2 separate regions of the Homo sapiens genome follow, and region 1 is linked to region 2. The links are chromatin loops, found by intact Hi-C in ENCODE. Cell type or tissue: PC-9. All regions are shown on one strand. Links, peaks and the distances in the headings refer to the core of each region. The heading gives the core; the rest is flanking DNA.

Region 1 (8,437 bases), core at 62-8,061, 66 kb after region 2:
TCCTGGACTGAAGCTTGCAGGCCCCTACTCAGTACCAAGGCTTCATCTCAGCCTTGCAATCAACCTGCAAGGTGGGAATTGCAAACATCACTTTACAAGCAAGGACACTGAATGGTGGAGGGAGCCAGAGCTCAGAAGTCACCAGGCTCAGAGCACCAGGCTTAAGAACCAAGGATGCCACAGAGGTACAAAAACAGAAGGTGCACCACTGGGCTCAGGACCCAAATAATATAGTGAAGATCCTGCCTAGGATTCTACCTCCAGGCCTGACCACAGTCCCTGCTTGTCCTGAGACACTAAAATTCCCCAGGTGCATATACTGGGGATTTACCCAGCTTTGCATATCCTGGCTGTCAGAGGTAGAGGAGGCTGGTGTCCTTCCTGAGTCATCCTCCCCTAGGCTTTCCTCTGACCTGGGCTCCTGGCTGTGGACTTTCTAGAACCCTCAGGAAAACTCATTTGCCTTGGGAGTATCCTCAGCAGGGAGCTGGGTTCCCCAAGCCTCTCTAAACCCGCCACTCATTTCTTAGAGCCTTAATGGAGAAGATAAAGGCAGGGAAAGAGAACCATGGAGAAGAAGAATGTGTGTTTTAAAGACAGACAGGCCTGGGTTTGTACTGTATTAAGCATTTCACATGCATGAGTTACAGACTCAACCACTCACCTGCTGTGTGACCTTGGGAAGCCATCCCCTGTCTCTGAGCCTCAGCTTCCAGTGCTGTTAAATGAGGGGCAACAGGCCGGGCATGGTGGCTCACACCTGTAATTCCAACACTTTGGGAGGCTGAGGCAGGTGGATCACCTAAGGTCAGGAGTTCAAGACCAGCCTGACCAACATGGTGAAACCCTGTCTCTACTAAAACTACAAAAATTAGCTGGGTGTGGTGGCAGGTACCTGTAATCCCACCTACTCGGAAGGCTGAGGCAGGAGAATTGCTTGAACCAGGGAGGCGGAGGTTGCAGTGAGCCAAGACTGTGCCAGTGCACTCCAGCCTGGGTGACAAGAGCAAAACTCCATCTCAAAAAAAAAAAAAAAATGCGGGGCAATAATCCCCACTCCATAGGACTGGGGTCCTACAGAGCAAGCCAGAAATCTAGAAGCTGTCCTTTAAGTGTTTTTCTCTCCCTACCCCTTCCCCCATCCAATCAAGCACCAAGTCCTATTAATTTTACCTCCAAAATGTATCTCAAATTCATCCACCTCTTTCTGTCTCTGGTGTCATTTCCCTCCTTCTTGCCCTCTCCTGCCTGGGCTAGTACCATGGCCAACCAGCTGGTCTCTCAGCACCTGCTCATCCCCTCCATCCATTCTTCATAATACAGCCAGGGAGATCTCCACAGAACTTACACTCCATGACGCCACCCCCAGTTAAAACTCTCCTGTGGCTTCCTATTGCTCTCGAGGAAACTCCAAAATTGTTACTGTCACCTCCCCACAGAAGCCCAAATGGTCTGACCCTAGTTGTTCCTCACTTGTGCCCAACTTCATGGTAGTTCTGTTCCCTCTGCTTAAAACAATCTTCCCCATCCTAGGCCAGTTAACTCACTGATATGGTTTGGCTGTGTCCCCACCCAAATCTCATCTTGAATGGCAGCTCCCATAATTCCCATGTGTTGTGGGAGGCACCCGGTGGGAGACAATTGAATCATGGGGGCAGTTTCCCCCATACCGCTCTCGTGGTAGTGAATAAGTCTCATGAGATCTGAAGGTTTTATAAGGGGTTTCCCCTTTCGCTTGGCTCTCTCTCTCTTGTCTGCCACCACCCAAGACATGCCTTTTGCTTTCCACCGTGATTGTGAGGCCTCCTCAGCCTCACTACCCTCCACTCGTGTGGAACTGTGAATACATTAAACCTCTTTTTCTTTATAAATTACCCGGTCTCAGGTATGTCTTTATCAGCAGCGTGAAACAGACTGCTTATGATTCAAATCTCCATTCAAAGGCCACTTCCTCCACGAAGCCTTTCTTGATTTCTCAGACCCATATTTATTTTTTTTATGTATTTTGTTTGTTTTTGTTTTTGAGACAGAGTCTCACTGGGTAGCCCTGGCCGGAGTGCAGTGGTGCAATCTCAGCTCACTGCAACCTCTGCCTCCCGAGTTCAAGCGATTCTCCTGCATCAGCCTTCTGAGTAGGTGGGATTACAGGAGCCCACCACCATGCCTGGCTAATTTTTTTTTTTTTTTTTTTTGTATTTTTAGTAGAGATGGAGTTTCACCATGTTGGCCAGGCTGGTTTTGAACTCCTGACCTCAAGTGATCTGCCTACCTCAGCCTTCCAAAGTGCTAGGATTACAGGCATGAGCCACCACGCCCAGCCTGACCCACATTTATTGATTTCACCTCGTACTTCTTTGTAGCACCAGTCACAATGATAATTACATTAAGTATTGGTTAAATTGGTCCCTGAATGTCCATCTTCCCACTCATAGACACATTGCTTTTTGCCTCTTTCTCAGGATAACGATTTCACCCACATCCAATGGTGTCAAAAGTGGGTCTGGATTAAGCCCGGACGTACGGACGTTGATAGAGGGCAGAGGCGCTGCAGGGAGACTGGTGAGGGCAGCCACCTTCCCTGCACCATGGAGAATGCCCAGATGAGAATGAAGCCCCAGACAGAGAAAGCAGAAGCAGGAGGCAGAGAGAGCAGCTAAGGCCAAAAATGTTGTTTTGCCCTGAAGCCAGCACGTCTGAAAGTCTCCCAATTACATGATCCTCTCCCCGCTGCACTGTGTTTTGCTTTGCTTTGCTGAAGGTGGTTTCACCTCGCAATTCCAGACTGCAAGTGCCTCGAAGACAGAGCCTGTGTTTGTCTTCACTGCTGTACCCCAGGCCTAGTTCAGAGCCTGGATTGATCACTATTTGTGGGCTGAATAAATGAAATGGAAAGTAGACAGCCCGTGGTATGGGATCAGAAAGGACTCATGATTAATAAGAAACCAGACGCTGTCTTTCTCTCCCATCACACGGGAAGCAGCGGGCTCAACCAGAGCAGAAGCCTCCCTGGGGTCCTGTTGCCAGGACCCTGCTCCCTGGGGAGGAGACAATCCCAGCCCTCCCACATGGCCTGGCTTCTGTGTAGCCAGCATTCTAGGACAGAAGACGCCCTCTTGGGCCCTCCCGCTCATGGCCTCCACCTTGCTCTCACAACCCGAGGCCTCCCATTTCCTTCCTTCACTTCCCGGAATATTCCAGAGCTGACCTACCACCACCCATGGCACGCCCAAGTAGCCAAGGTGACTGTTTACCCTCTGCCCTTAGAAACCATCTCTGGCTGGTGGCAGCGGCCACCCCACACAGCTGCCCTCTGCCCACAGGCTGACTGAACAAGCAAAGGTGCTTCCTGCTAGGATTGGCACTGCCAGGCTGGGTTTCCCACCCCTCCCCAGCCCCTGCCCCCACTGCTCCTGGCCCACCCCAGCTCCCCACAGCCCCAGATGCCACACACCTCTGGTCAGTCTGGGAGCAAGGGGAGCCAGGAGCAGAACTCACCCCTTCCGGATCCTCTGGCCACACTGTCCAAGGTCCAGCAACACCCAGGTGGCACACGGGGACCGCTCCTGCCTTGGCAGCCAGAGAGGCCTGGGCCAACCCGCTCCCCTGCTACCTGCAGCTTCCTGACCTCAGGCAGTGGCTCCACCTCTCTGAACCGCAGTTACTGGACGTTACTCATGACGCAGTGACGCGGCAGCGTGAGGATGACAGCTGTAGCCACCCCGGGGGCTGCTCTGACAATGAAACTAGCGCAGTGCCGGCATGGGACTCAACACTGACTGACCGAGGGTGCTGTCAGGAGGGCCACCATTCCCTGAGGGGACACAGAGGTTCACCTTTGTTCTGAGGGGATACTGAGAGCTTCATCCCCTTCCTGAGGGGACACTGAGGGCTCCATCCCCTTCCTGAGAAGACACTGAGGGCTCCATCCCCTTCCTGGGGACACTGAGAGCTTCATCCCCTTCCTGAGGGGATGCTGAGGGCTTTATCCCGTTCCTGAGGGGATACTGAGGGCTTCATCCCCTACCTGGGGACAGTGAGGGCTCCATCCTCTTCTTGAGGGGACACTGAGAGCTTCATCCACTTTCTGAGGGGACACTGAGGGCTTCATTCCTTTCCTGAGGGGACACTGAGGGCTTCATCCCATTCCTGAGGGGAAACTGAGGGCTTCATCCCATTCCCGAGGGGACACTGAGGACTTCATCCCCTTCCCGAGGGATACTGAGGGCTCCATCCCCTTCTGAGAAGACACTGAGGGCTCCATCCCCTTCCTGCGGACACTGAGAGCTTCATCCCCTTCCCGAGGGACACTGAGGGCTCCATCCCCTTCCTGAGAAGACACTGAGGGACTCAGCCCTCTCCTGAGGGAACACTGAGGCCTCACCCCTTTCCCCAGGGCTGCTGGGCTGTGTGATCTCTGCCCCACCCAGTGGTGAGTCCTGAGTTTGGGGGCAGCCACCTGGTTGGAAGGGAGCCAGAGTATTGAAACTGACACTGCATGGCATAGTCAGACCATTTTTTAACTTGACTAGTGTTTATCTGGGGAGGCTCTGAGAGGTCTGATGGTGCTTATGGGGACCTGAAGGGCTCCCAAGTTGTGCCTCAGCACTGCTGACCACCTGGTGGCTCTCGTCCTATCTGACCTGAGACCTGTCCTTGCCCTCTTCAGGACAAGCTTCACAGCACAGCCATGCCCTCTTCTTGCATCACCCCTTCACCACTCCCATCAGCAGGTGCACCCATCCACATGATCTTTGCTAAGAAATGAGTTCCCCCAACCTGTGAGCACTGACTTTGGAGTCAAAAAAGCAAGGGGGTTCTTCTGGCTGTGTGGCCTTGCCTGAGTCACCTGACTCCTCTGAGCATCACAGGGCAGAGAACGCACTACCTACCGCTGGATGCCATGAGGATTAAACGTGGAAACTTAAGAAAGGTCTGGATTCAGCAGCAGGCCCTCAGTAAATGAGGAACATGCACAGGGGTATGGATTGAAGGTTTTCGTCCCCTCCCAAAATTCATGTGTTGAAAACTTATCCCCAATGCAACAGCACTGGAAGACGGGGCCTTTTGGGAGCTGTTTAGGTCATGAGGGCTCCACCCTCATGAATAGAGTGATGCTGTTATAAAAGAGTTTGCAGGAGTGTGGGTTCCCTCTCTACCGCTCTTCTGCCACATGAGGACACAGCAGGAAGGCCCTCGCCAGATGTCAACACCATGATCGTGGACTTCCCAGCCTCCAGAACTGTGAGCAATACATTTCTGTTCTTTATAAATTACCTAGTCTCAGCTATTTTGTTAGAGCAGTTTAAATGGACTAAGACACAAGCCAGGAAATAACACGTTTGCATTCTTCCCAGCCCTTCTCTTGCTTGCTTTCTAAGGGGGGTGCAGGCTTGAAGCAGAGAAGGCTGGGGAGAACCCAGGAGCGGGTGAGCCAGGCACCAGGCACGAGGCCCCAAGTGAGGCACTAGGGATACAACTGGAAATGAGACTCAGTTTTGCATACCCCCAGTAAGAGTATCAGGAAGGCCCCAGCTACACTCTGTCCTCTTTCTCTTCCCAACTGGGCCCAGTGTGTGGCCACTGCAGCCCACACATCCAAGCTCTGTCCATGTCCCCCAAACATAGGCTCCATGGCCACCTCCAGGCCTAGCAGCATAGTGGAGTCCACCCTCAGGAGAATGGGTCACAGGAAGGGAGCCACACAGGCCCCGGAGCAGGCTCAGGCCTTTGGAGCAGGCCATTCCAGCATCCAGAGTGTGCTCTACAAGCCGGGGTGGTCTGGGCTCTGGGTGGGCACCTACTCTTGGCCCCTTACCCTGTGGGACGGGGTGTGGGCCAGAAGTAACCATAGCCAGATCCAGGGTCAAAGCCTGGGCCCTGCTTGCCTTGATCTAGGGCAATTAGACACTGACTGAGTCCCTGTGCACTTAGAGTCGAACAGCAAGAACAGGCATTAAACAAAGAACTTGAAGAAGGTGAGATCCGTGATACAAACGCCAGTGGAGGGAGAGCCTGGCTTCCCCTGGGAGTGGAAGCGAATCCTCCAATGCCCCCAGCTGAGGCCCCTTCAAGTCCCTCCCAGCCCCCCAGACAGAGAGTTTAGGGAGCTGTGCCCACAGCTTAGCACCAGTCCTGCCACGCTCTGGGCTCTGAGTCCCAGGGTCCCTGGGGCAGTGTCTTCCAGCAGATGGCTTCCTGCCCAGTTGCAGATGCCTGCCCACCCCAGCCCAGGGATCCAGATGCTCGGCATGCAGTTAACAAGTGCGCTACCACATTCTCATGCACCTTGAAGTTGGAGAACCCCTGCTGGAGGGAGCACACCCTGTCTTTGCATTTGTTCTGCATTCTTATATTGAGCACCTATAGTATGCCTGGCACCGATCTGGGCACTGAGGATACACCTGTGCACAGACATGGCCCCCGCACCCACGGAGCTGGCCTCCTAGCCAGGGAGACAGACAGTAAGGCAAATAAATGCATGACGAGATCATTCCCACAGTGGTAAGATCCGTGAGGACAATAAAAAGGGCAGGGAAGGCCTCGTGGAGGAGGTGCTGTTGGAGCTAAGACCTGAAGGACTTACAGCCAGGTCTTTCTGTGCCACATCCTAACCATTGCGTGACCCTGCCTCCCTTTGTCCGGCTGGGGCACCCTCAGGCCTGAGGGGCCAGGAAAAGTGAGGGTGATGGTGGAAAGAAGGCCATGCCTCCTCCCCCTGGAGAAAAACCTTCACAAACTGAGCGTGGAGGGAAGTGGTGATATAAAACCCACCACATATAAATAGGCCCGTCCGCTCCAGAGTTGCCCGGGAAAGCTGCGGTCAGTTTGGACTTTGCTTAAGGCTGAGCTCCCGGCCACCGAGAGCCCAAAACGGCTGAACAAACTTCGAGCTTCACATGGGGCCGGCCCTCTGTGAGTTCAAGGCTGGAACATTTCTCCAGAGTCAAAACCGCAACAGGAAGACACAGAAACAGTCTTCCGAGGATGGCCGCCCTGGCGCAAGGGCCCTGGTCAGCTTCCCAAAGGTCACCGTGGAGGGGGGCCAGGGAGAAGCCAGGAATATCCGCTAGCTCCAAAACCTCTCCCCGGCCCAGGTGCCACCATGCCTGAAATTTCGCCATGAGAATTGAGGAGCTGGATTAAACATTGCTGCCCCTTTACTCCTGCAAGAAAGAACACACTTCGTCCCGAACACGGGGAGGGCAGGAAGAGGGGCTCTGGGTGGTGTGACTGTGCTGATGGTGTAGCCCGAAACCACCTTCATTTCTGATTTCAGATCTGATTTCAGATCATCTGTGCCCGTTTTCCATGGGAACCAACTGGTGTCTCCTAGGGACATAAGCCCATCCTCGTAGTTGTCTAAAGAAAGGAGTCCCAGTTGTTTATCTGCTGACATTCCCTCCACTATTGTCCTATGACCCTGCCAAATCCCCCTCTGCGAGAAACACCCAAGAATGATCAATAAAAAAAATAAATAAATAAATAAATAAAAGAAAAAAAAATTAGAAAGGAGTCCCAGGCAGGGAGTCCGGAGCTCTTGGTTCTGGCTCTGCCACTTGGCCAAGTTTCCCTTCCTATCCCTGGGCCTTGATTCACTGATCTCTACAATGGGAACTGTGACCTCATTCAAGTCCAGGGACCCTCAGGCTGATTCCCTTCCCTAACAAGAAGTAGGGATGTGGGCTTCAGAATGAAGGTGGCGGTGTCCCTGGTGAGGAGAGGAAAGAGGAGAAAAGGGCCCTGGGGAGGAAGGTGGAGATGCTGGGATGAAAGCTGCCAACTCTCCAGCTGTTGCCCACTAGCCAAATCCTGCCCCCTTCCTTGGACCCTTGGACCCCCAGGGAGCTCAACCAAGTCACCCCAGAGCAGATTTCAGCCTGCACTCTGGCCAGCATAGCCGCCAAAGCCACGCCCCAGGGCTCCCCTACTATGGGAGCAAGGAGAGCCTTTGCCAAAGCTGCTCAGACTGTCTCACTGGACCTCCACTGGTGCTGGGGAAGTGACCAGCACAGAGACCTGAGCACTGTCCGTGCAGGAAAGAGCATGGGAGTTGGGGCAGGCAGGGACCTAGGCCGGAATCTGCACTTCATCCTTAATTCACTCTGTGACCTCGACCAGTCAGTCCCTCAGCTTCTCTGAGCCTCAGTTGCACCATCTGTAGAATGGGGTTAATGATCCCTCTTAGAACCCATGGAGGCTCCCAGGACATTATGCACCGACTCTGCCTACCTCCATGCCTGGCAGACAGTAGTTTTACAGAAAAATAATTCCCTTCCTCTAAGAAATGTATGGGTTTTTTGTTGTTTGTTTGTTTGTTTGTTTATTGTTTTGTTTGTTTGTTTGAGACGGAGTCTTCCTCTGTTGCCCAGGCTGGAGTGCAGTGGTGTGATCTCAGCTCACTGCAAGATCCACCTCCTGGGTTCACACCATTCTCCTG
Region 2 (8,437 bases), core at 49-8,048:
GCTGCAGGGAGTGAGAATGGGCAGGGAGTGACAGGGCTGCCCCCTGGTCATCAGGCCCCAGCCCTGCGTGCTCAAATGCACACACTTGAGCCCAGCCTGGGGAGGCCCTGCCAGGCCAATCTCTTCTCTCCGCATGCCCTTCCAAAGGCTGGAGCCCCAGGAGTCCTCACACCCCTGGGGCCTTGGGGGACCTCACAAATGCAGGACACAAACACAAGGCACTTTGCACATTTTATCCCATTTCCCCCTTCCATCCTCCTTGTAGGACAGGTGTATATTTCTCCCCATCTACTGATGAGAAAATCGAGCAGCCCAGAAAGGTGATGTAACTCACCCAGGGTCACATAGTAAGGAAGGAACAAAGCCAAGACCGTGACTCCTATCTGACCTGTCTGTCCTACCCCAAACCTGTATTCCGAGTACTAGAGAACTGTTTGTGACCTTTGGCTGAGAACAGTTTGTGACCACATGGCCCCTGCATCCTCCACCATGTGTACATGTGTCATGGGCTCTAGAACCTGGTCCCTGGGGAAGGAAAGAGCCATTTAGTCTCTCTGAGTCTGAGTGATGATGAAGATGGTGGTGAAGGAGGAAGGAAGTGCTCCAGGGCTAGAACAGCGGTTCCAGGTGCATGGTCAGAAAAAGACGCTGAGACTCAAGTCAAGGGGACCTGGGACCATTCCCGCATTGATATTCACAGGCTGTGTGGCCTCCAGCAAGGCACTTTCCCTCTCTGAGCCTCAGTTTTCTTGAGTGTACAGTGGAGGTGAGAATGCCTCCCTCTAGTGTTGACTTGACATGAGGGTCCAGGGACACCCATCATGCTGAGTATGTGGCACCCACTAGGTGCTCAATAATGGCTTTCTGTGTCCCCTTCCTCCACAGGATGTGAGCCCAGGACAACCTTTGTCCAAGCAGGTGGTCTTTCTGGGTGCCAAGAAGAATAGTAGGGAACTTGGTTCTGGTAGCATCCATGGCACTGCCCCAACTTCCAAAGCTGCTCAGCAAAGACTCACTGGATGTCCTCAGACCGGCCCTGGCACTGGGACAGGAGGGCAGGTAAAGCCTGCGTGAATCCCTGTGACAGCACAGGGTCTGCGGTTCCAAGCAGCCAGCCCATGAATGGGGACTGTGTTTCCTCTGAGGGGCTTCCTGGAATGACAGCAGTACCAGCTATCTCTGGAAGCCTCTGAGGAGCTGGGGGACCATGAACCCAGACATCCCAGGGTTGGGAATCAGGGGCTACTAGCCACAAGAGCCAGCCCACCCATTCCCATGTTGTCTGGTCACCTCACAGCAACCGCCAGAGATATGCAGCCCCTTCAGGGAATGGGGGCGACTGGAATTAAGTCTGGGGAATCATCTCTGGACCTCCAGGGCCTCGAACTGTGCCTGAGACCCAGGATCTGGGAGATGATGGGTGGATGATGGATGGATGGATAGATGGATGGATGAATGGTTGGATGGATGGATACATGGATGGGTGGGTGAATGAATGGGTGGATGGATATATGAGTGGGCAGATGGATGGATGAATGGATGATGGATGGATGAATGGATGGATGGATGGATGGGTGGATGGGTGGATGAATGGATGAACAGATGGGTGGGCAGATGAGTGGGTGGATGATGGGTGGATGCACAGATGGATAGATAAGTGAACGATGGATGGGTGGGTGTGTGAGTGGGTGGATGGGTAGATGGATGGGTGGGTGGACAGACGGGTTGGTGGATGGGTAGGTGGGTGGATGGGTGAATGGATGGATGGATGGATGGATGGATGGATGGATGGATGGATGAACAGATGGGTGGGCAGATGAGTGGGTGGATGGATGATGGGTGGATGGACAGATGGATAGATAAACTATGGATGGGTGGGTGGGTGAGTAGGTGGATGGGTAGATGGATGGGTGGGTGGACAGACAGGTGGGTGGATGGGTAGGTGGGTGGATGGGTGAATGGATGGATGGATGGATGGATGGATGGACGGATGAACAGATGGGTGGGCAGATGAGTGGGTGGATGGATGATGGGTGGATGCACAGATGGATAGATAAGTAAACTATGGATGGGTGGGGGGGTGAGTAGGTGGATGGGTAGATGGATGGGTGGGTGGACAGACGGGTGGGTGGATGGGTAGGTGGGTGGATGGGTGAATGGATGAATGGATGGATGTGTGAATGATAGATGGACAGATTTTAGTTCTGAAAATCCACGTTTTGAACATTTCTGTGGCAGCAGCTGTCACTGCCCATCTATACCCACTATCCCATTTCTCACTGCAAATAACAAACAGTGACTCTGCCTCTACAGCCGCAGAACATACTGGCCCAGAAGTGCCTGAAACAGCCTTCAGCCAAACACAGATGAGAGTGGAGGAAAAATAACCCAATTTCCTCCCCTTTGGAGGGGCAATGCTGAGGCTTGTTCTGTCCCTTCTCCCAGACTTCCCCAGGGGTCTGTGCCCAGCTGGCCAGAGTGCTCACCTGCTGACCGACACACCCTCCTCTTGTTGGCCTCTTTCCCTTCCTGTCTCATTTCCTGACTCATCAATCTGGACATTAGGAAATCAGCTCCCAGGTAAACTGTTTGCACTCAAATCCTTGACTTGGGGTTGGCTTTTGGGGGACCCAGCTTAAGACAACTACCTCTGCCTTTTGCCTGTTCTAGGACCTTGGACGAGTCATTCCATTTCCTGTGCCTCAGTTTCCTCACCTGTAAAATGGGGACAATTATTTAATGTTCACAGCACATCCATGTGGTTGGCACCAGGCAGGGTCCACCATGTGCCCCGCCTCACACTGGCACTGAGGGCACAGAGAAGATCAGCCCCAGTCCCTGCCCTGGAGGAACTCACCAACGACAGTGGAGAGGGTGGGTGCGAGTCCAGGCCACTGGGTTGGAAGACCCAAAGCCAAATCCTAGCTCTTCATATCTTCGCTGGGTGCCCCTGGTCAAGCGACACTTCACTCTATGCCTCAGTTTACTTTTCTGTCAAGTGGGGAGAGCACCAGAAACCACTTCATGGGGCTCTTGTGAAGAGAAGGAGAGAGAATGCAAGAGAAGTGGTCAGTACACGGCCTGACACACAGTGTGTAACAAAGGGAAGGCAGTGCTATTGTCATCATTGTCAAGAAGGAAATGCATAAAGTCATGCAAAATGTGAGCTTGTGTAACTGACAGTTCAGTTAGAAAGAGAGGGAGAGAGTCAGTGCCCTGGGAGGTCAAAGAAGAGAGTCATTAGGTGGCCTGAGAATGAAGCTGAGATAAGGAAAGCCTCATGCAGGAAAAGAATCCTTGCTGGCCTTGAATTTCACTCTTAGTCATGCACGGAAATTCCCAGCACCTGAAATTTTACTCTTAGACATGCATTCCTTTTGCTTAGCCATTGCTGTCCCAGGCCTTGAGCTACACCACCTTTGTCCCCACCCCACAACCTATGCTCCCACCACTTTCCCAGAGGGCCTCACAGTTTCCCTGGCCTTGCCATGCTGTTCCTTCTACAGGCGGCTGTGCCCTCCCCCCAGCTAAAGCTGTGGGAGGCCTTTCTGAAGCCCATTCACAGCGATCCTCTCTGGCCAGTGTGGCATGAATAGGCAGGGGGGCTGGACCAACTGCATCATGCTCCCCGTGGGGCTTGGTAAAAATGCAGGGTCCTGGGCCCTGCCTTCTCAGATTTTGTCTGGGATGGGGTCCAACCAGATTAGAAAACCACTTATTTGGCCATTCATACATGCCATATTACATATGGAGAAACTGAGGCCCAAAGAGCATACACAGGAAAGTGCCCAGACCAGAGTTTCTAATTCCCCATCAAGCCCCCACCTTCCCCTCTGGGATAAAAGCTGCCTGGTGTGGGCTTCAGCACAGCCCCCTCTGGGTCCCGCTTCAGGTGTCCCATCTGCCAGCCACCCCTGCTCAGTCTAGGGGGGGGTCACAAAGCTCCCATGGGGCCGCCAGGTGTGCAGCCCCAAAATGCCTCCAAGAGGCTCTGCCAGCGTTTGGCAGGTGACAGGACTTGGGTGCGGGGGTGGAGAGGACCCAGCCTTGAGTATTTAAATATTTGCTTTCTTACAGAATGGCATTCTTCAGAATATCAGCCAATTTGTATAGAATTAGTCAGTGCCTGGCCCCCCAGCTGCAGCACCGGGACTCCAGGGAGGAGGAATGTACCTGCAGCCTCGCCTGATGCGGAGGCTCCGGCAAGTCCCAGCACAAGATTCGCCTGCCTGCCCACGACCAGGAGGGGAGGCAGGTAGCAGCAGGGCAGACATGGATCCCAGCCACTCCTGGGCAGCCTGTGCCCCACACCAATCATAAGCTGCAGCTGCCAGAAACTTGCTCAGGAACAGCAGGGGTGAGGCCACTGACTTCACACATGTGCACGCACTCACACTCACACTCACACACATCCTGGCTGAGCAAGCCCAGGGCCAGCCCTGGCCCCTGGGTCCATGTCCCCATGGACCAGCCCAGGGACCCCTGGAAAGGGGCAAGAGATAACTGGCTGAACTCTCTGCCAGAGTTCCAGAAAAAGCCGCAGAGGTTATGCAAGAGCTAAGTTCAAATCCCAACACTACCTCTTAACTTGCTGTGTGACCTTGGACAAGATGCTTTACCTCTCTGGGCTTCACTTGCCCCATGTGTAAAATGGGAATCATAAAGTGCTTACCTGCAATCACGTACACGAATGTGCTTTCGGACACTGAAGTGCTGAATGCGCTGGGAGTCAAAGCCGTGCTACTGAGACTTCCAAACAGGTCGTGCCTCCTCTGTAATGTGCGTGTTTATGTTGATTCAATTAATAAGCACTTAGTGAGCACCTACTATGTGGTGACTTTGAGGACATTATTTCTGCTTTCTGGGCCTCAGTATCTCCACTTATAAAATGGACAAGTTAGAACACAGCCTCCAACACTCCTTCTGTAACTACCATGTTATGCATCTACAATAATCATTCATGTAAAATTCTCTCACTACTAACTAAGAGGAAAGGTAAGAAGAAAGAAAGAAGTTCTTGGCCAGGCGTGGTGGCACACATCTGTAATCCCAACACTTTGGGAGGCCGAGGTGGGCAGATCACCTGAGGTCAGGAGTTCAAGACCAGCCTGGCCAACATGGTGAAACCCCACCTCTACTACAAATACAAACATTGGCCAAGTGTGGTGGCGGGTGTCTGTAATCCCAGCTACTTGGGAGGCTGAGGCAGAATTGCTTGAACCCCAGAGGCAGAGGTTGCGGTGAGTGGATATTGTGCCACTGCACTCCAGCCTGGGCGACAGAGCGAGACTCTGTATAAAAAGAAAGAAAGAAAAAGAAAGAAAGAAAGAGAGAGAGAGAGAGAGAAAGAAAGAGAAAGAAAGAAAGAAAGAAAGAAAGAAAGAAAGAAAGAAAGAAAGAAAGAAAGAAAGAAAGGAAGAAAGGAAGGAAAAGAAAGAGAAAAAGAAAGAAAGAAAGAAAGAAAGTTCTTGAGAGGGCAATGTCCAAGCAAAAGGAATGCATATCTAAAAGTAAAATTTCGGGTGCTGGGAATTTCAGTGTAAGAATGAGAGTGAAAATCAAGGCCCCTAATATTATTTTCCTGCAAGTCTACCGCCTGTGTGGGCTTGGTGGGTTATTGAACCTTTTCCCCCTTAGTTTTTCATCTGTAAAAATGGGATAATAATACAGGTTTCACAGGGCAGCTTTTGGTGTCAAGGGGAAGCATATCTGTGATTCACAAGTTGAGCAGGATCATCCCTTTTCAAGTTTTTCTCCTTCTTCTTCAAGTAACTCTGTCCTTTCCCATTCATTCATTCACTTACTCTGCACATGCACTGAGAACCATGAATCACTGGGTATTATTCTTAGAGGGGGTTATGGCCAGGAGCCCAGCGGACGGGGCCCCTGCTCTTCAAGGTCTCACTTTCCAGTCGGAGGAGACAAGGAAAGGCAAGAAATAAAACTGAGACACGGGGTGACATGACAGAGTGGGACCATGGGGCCTTGGGGGAAGTAACATTGCAGCTGAGATCTCAGTTATTTTGTTGTTGTTGTTGTTTTTTATTATTGAGACGGAGTCTTGCTCTGTCACCCAGGCTGGACTGCAGTGGCGCAATCTCAACTCACTGCAACCTCTGCCTCCTGGGCTCAAGCAATTCTCCTGCCTCAGCCTCCCAAGTAGCTGGGATTACAGGCACACACCACCACACCCAGCTAGGTTTTGTTGTTGGTTTTTTTCTTTTTGGTTTTTGGGTTTTTTTGTTTTTTGTTGTTGTTGTTGTTGTTGTTTAGTGAAGACAGGGTTTCACGACGTTGGCCAGGCTCGTCTCAAACTCCTGACCTCAGGCGATCCGCCCACCTTGGCCTCCCAAAGTAGAGATCTCAGTTACAAGCAAGAGCAGCATGCAAGGATCAGGGGAGAGAATCTCCAAGCCAAGGGGAAGTCTGTACGAAGGTCCTGAGGCAGGAAGCAGCTTGGGGAGCCTTAGGATCCGAAAGACAGGTGGCTGGAGCTTGTCAAGTGAACAATGAGGTTAAAGAGGAAGCTCACATCAGGCCTTGGAGGTGGTTAACCGCTGCCCCCAACAGGTCTTCATTCTTGCCAGCATCTCCTTCACCCATTTCCTTGATGGCACAAGGCCCAGGACCCAGGCATCAAAGACCACCGTCTCCTCCAAGGAAGCAGGTCAAACACTCCAGATTCTCTCACGGCCATCTTAACTTTCCCTGGATTTATGAGCACTGTCTCTTTTTCCCAAGGATGAGAAGCCCCATGCCGGGGTGGGGAGAGACCCTGATGAGTTTCCTCCTAGGAGCGGGGATGCCGTGGGCAGGAATGTGGGCCCCTCTGGGAGCCTTTCAGGCCAAAGTCAGATCTTGAAAAGGCTCAGCCCCACGGGTGGGGATTAGACAGGCTGCAGGGAAGGACTGGGATTACAGCAAATCCCTGAATCACAAAGCCAGGCAGGGCTCCCCCTGCCCTCGCTGCTGCCCCGGAAAGCCCCCTCAGCTGACCCCAACCCCAGTTGGGGGCTGAGCCTTTGTCCCTTCCTGTCCATCAGCTCAGAGAGCTAAGGAGGTAAGACTTCAAGCCAAGGCCCTGGGGACTAGGAGGTCCCAATACGGCCACCCCAACCCTTTTTCTTTCTATCTCATGACCTGAATGCTAGTCTTTCCCTCAAAGGTTTCCAGGCCTATAACCTCGAAAGCAGTGTTCATCCTACAGCCAGATGTGACTCCTGAGCAGCCCAGTTTTCACCCGGCATACACCCTATTCCAAACTGGAAGATTTTTCTGTAAGGTCTAATATACAAACATGTGTTCAAGTCATAAATCTACACTCAATGAGTTCTCACAAACTGAATGCATTCATGTAAGAAGCACTCAGAAACCCCCTTCCGGCCCCTCCTGGCCACTCCATCCGGGCCTGCCCAAGGAAAACCACTATCCTGATTTCTATTATTATAGATTGGCTTGGCCAGTCTTTGTATTTTATATGAACGGAGTCACACAGTATGTGTTGTCTGGTGCAGCTTCTTTTGGTCAAGATGTTTGTGAGCTTCATCCACACTGTTGTCTGTAGTGATGGTTTGTTCCTTCTCATTGCTGTATACTATTCTATCCTGGGACTATATCATAATCTACTGTTGATGGGATTTGAGCCATTTCCACAAAAATGAATGCATTCATTATTTGCTGCCGCATAACAAATTATCCCACAAACAACAAGAAATGTTTATTATTTCATCATTTCCAGGGTCAGGAATTCAGAAGCAACTTACGGAGTGGTTTTGACCCAGGTCTCTCCTGAGATTGCAGTCTAGCTGTCAAGCAGGACTGCAGTCATCTGAAGGCTTGACTGGGGCCGGGGAGAGGGGAGAGATCTGCTTCCAATACAGCTCCCTGCCATGGCTATCGGCAGGAGGCCTCAGTTCCTTGCCAGGTGGGCCTCTCCATAGGACTGCTTGAGTATCCTCATGACATGGCAGCTGGCTTCCCCCAGAGTAAGTGAAGCAAAAGAGAAGAAGGAGGAAGCCACAATGCCTTCTGTGACCTAGTCTTGGAAGTCACACACATCTGCCATATTCTATTCATTGGAAGTGAGTCACTAGGCCCATACTCAAGGGGAGGAGGATTAAACCACCTCCTGAAGAGACTATTAAAGAATGTATAAACATATCTTAAAACCATCACAACAAACAAATCTTTTTTGCATCAAGTTCAAGGTCCCTGGTCCTGGGGAGTGAGGCTGACATTTCCTCCTCCAGTTCAACCAACCCTGAGGGGACGATGGCTCCATGGGAAAGGCATGCTCAGGTTCTGGTCTCAGCTTGGCCAAGACCCTCTCTGAGCCCCAAGTTCCTCCTCTGAAAAATTGAGATAACAAGAGTGCCCACTTAGGGCACTTTGGGGGCTAGAATTCCCCAGAGAAGTCATTTGTCCCTGAATTCCATTC

Evidence for each region. Hi-C counts contacts between places; a loop is a spot of excess contacts. Peaks named below come from ENCODE experiments on the same cell type or tissue, not always from the same donor. Only the 100,000 strongest peaks of a DNase experiment are listed, where the experiment ranks them.
Region 1: it touches region 2 in a loop (8-fold over the local background); 1 of 110 quality-filtered maps calls a loop at or near these places.

What each region holds. Positions count from the first base shown.
Region 1 is chr1:22,158,555-22,166,991 of GRCh38, reverse strand. LOC105376850 (a long non-coding RNA gene) reads right to left here and starts at 3,649. Exons shown (of 2, transcript XR_947057.3): 1 at 3,496-3,649. RefSeq lists enhancers at 187-236, 1,709-1,808. In PC-9, for the core only: no CTCF peak of the experiment used is centred there; a DNase peak (open chromatin) is centred at 3,651; H3K4me3 peaks cover 1,304 bases.
Region 2 is chr1:22,224,501-22,232,937 of GRCh38, reverse strand. No RefSeq gene overlaps it. Among named protein-coding and RNA genes, the nearest start is that of MIR4418, 38 kb to the left of the region's middle. RefSeq lists enhancers at 1-4, 5-553, 3,393-4,026. In PC-9, for the core only: no CTCF peak of the experiment used is centred there; DNase peaks (open chromatin) are centred at 417, 3,267 and 4,087; H3K27ac peaks cover 2,567 bases.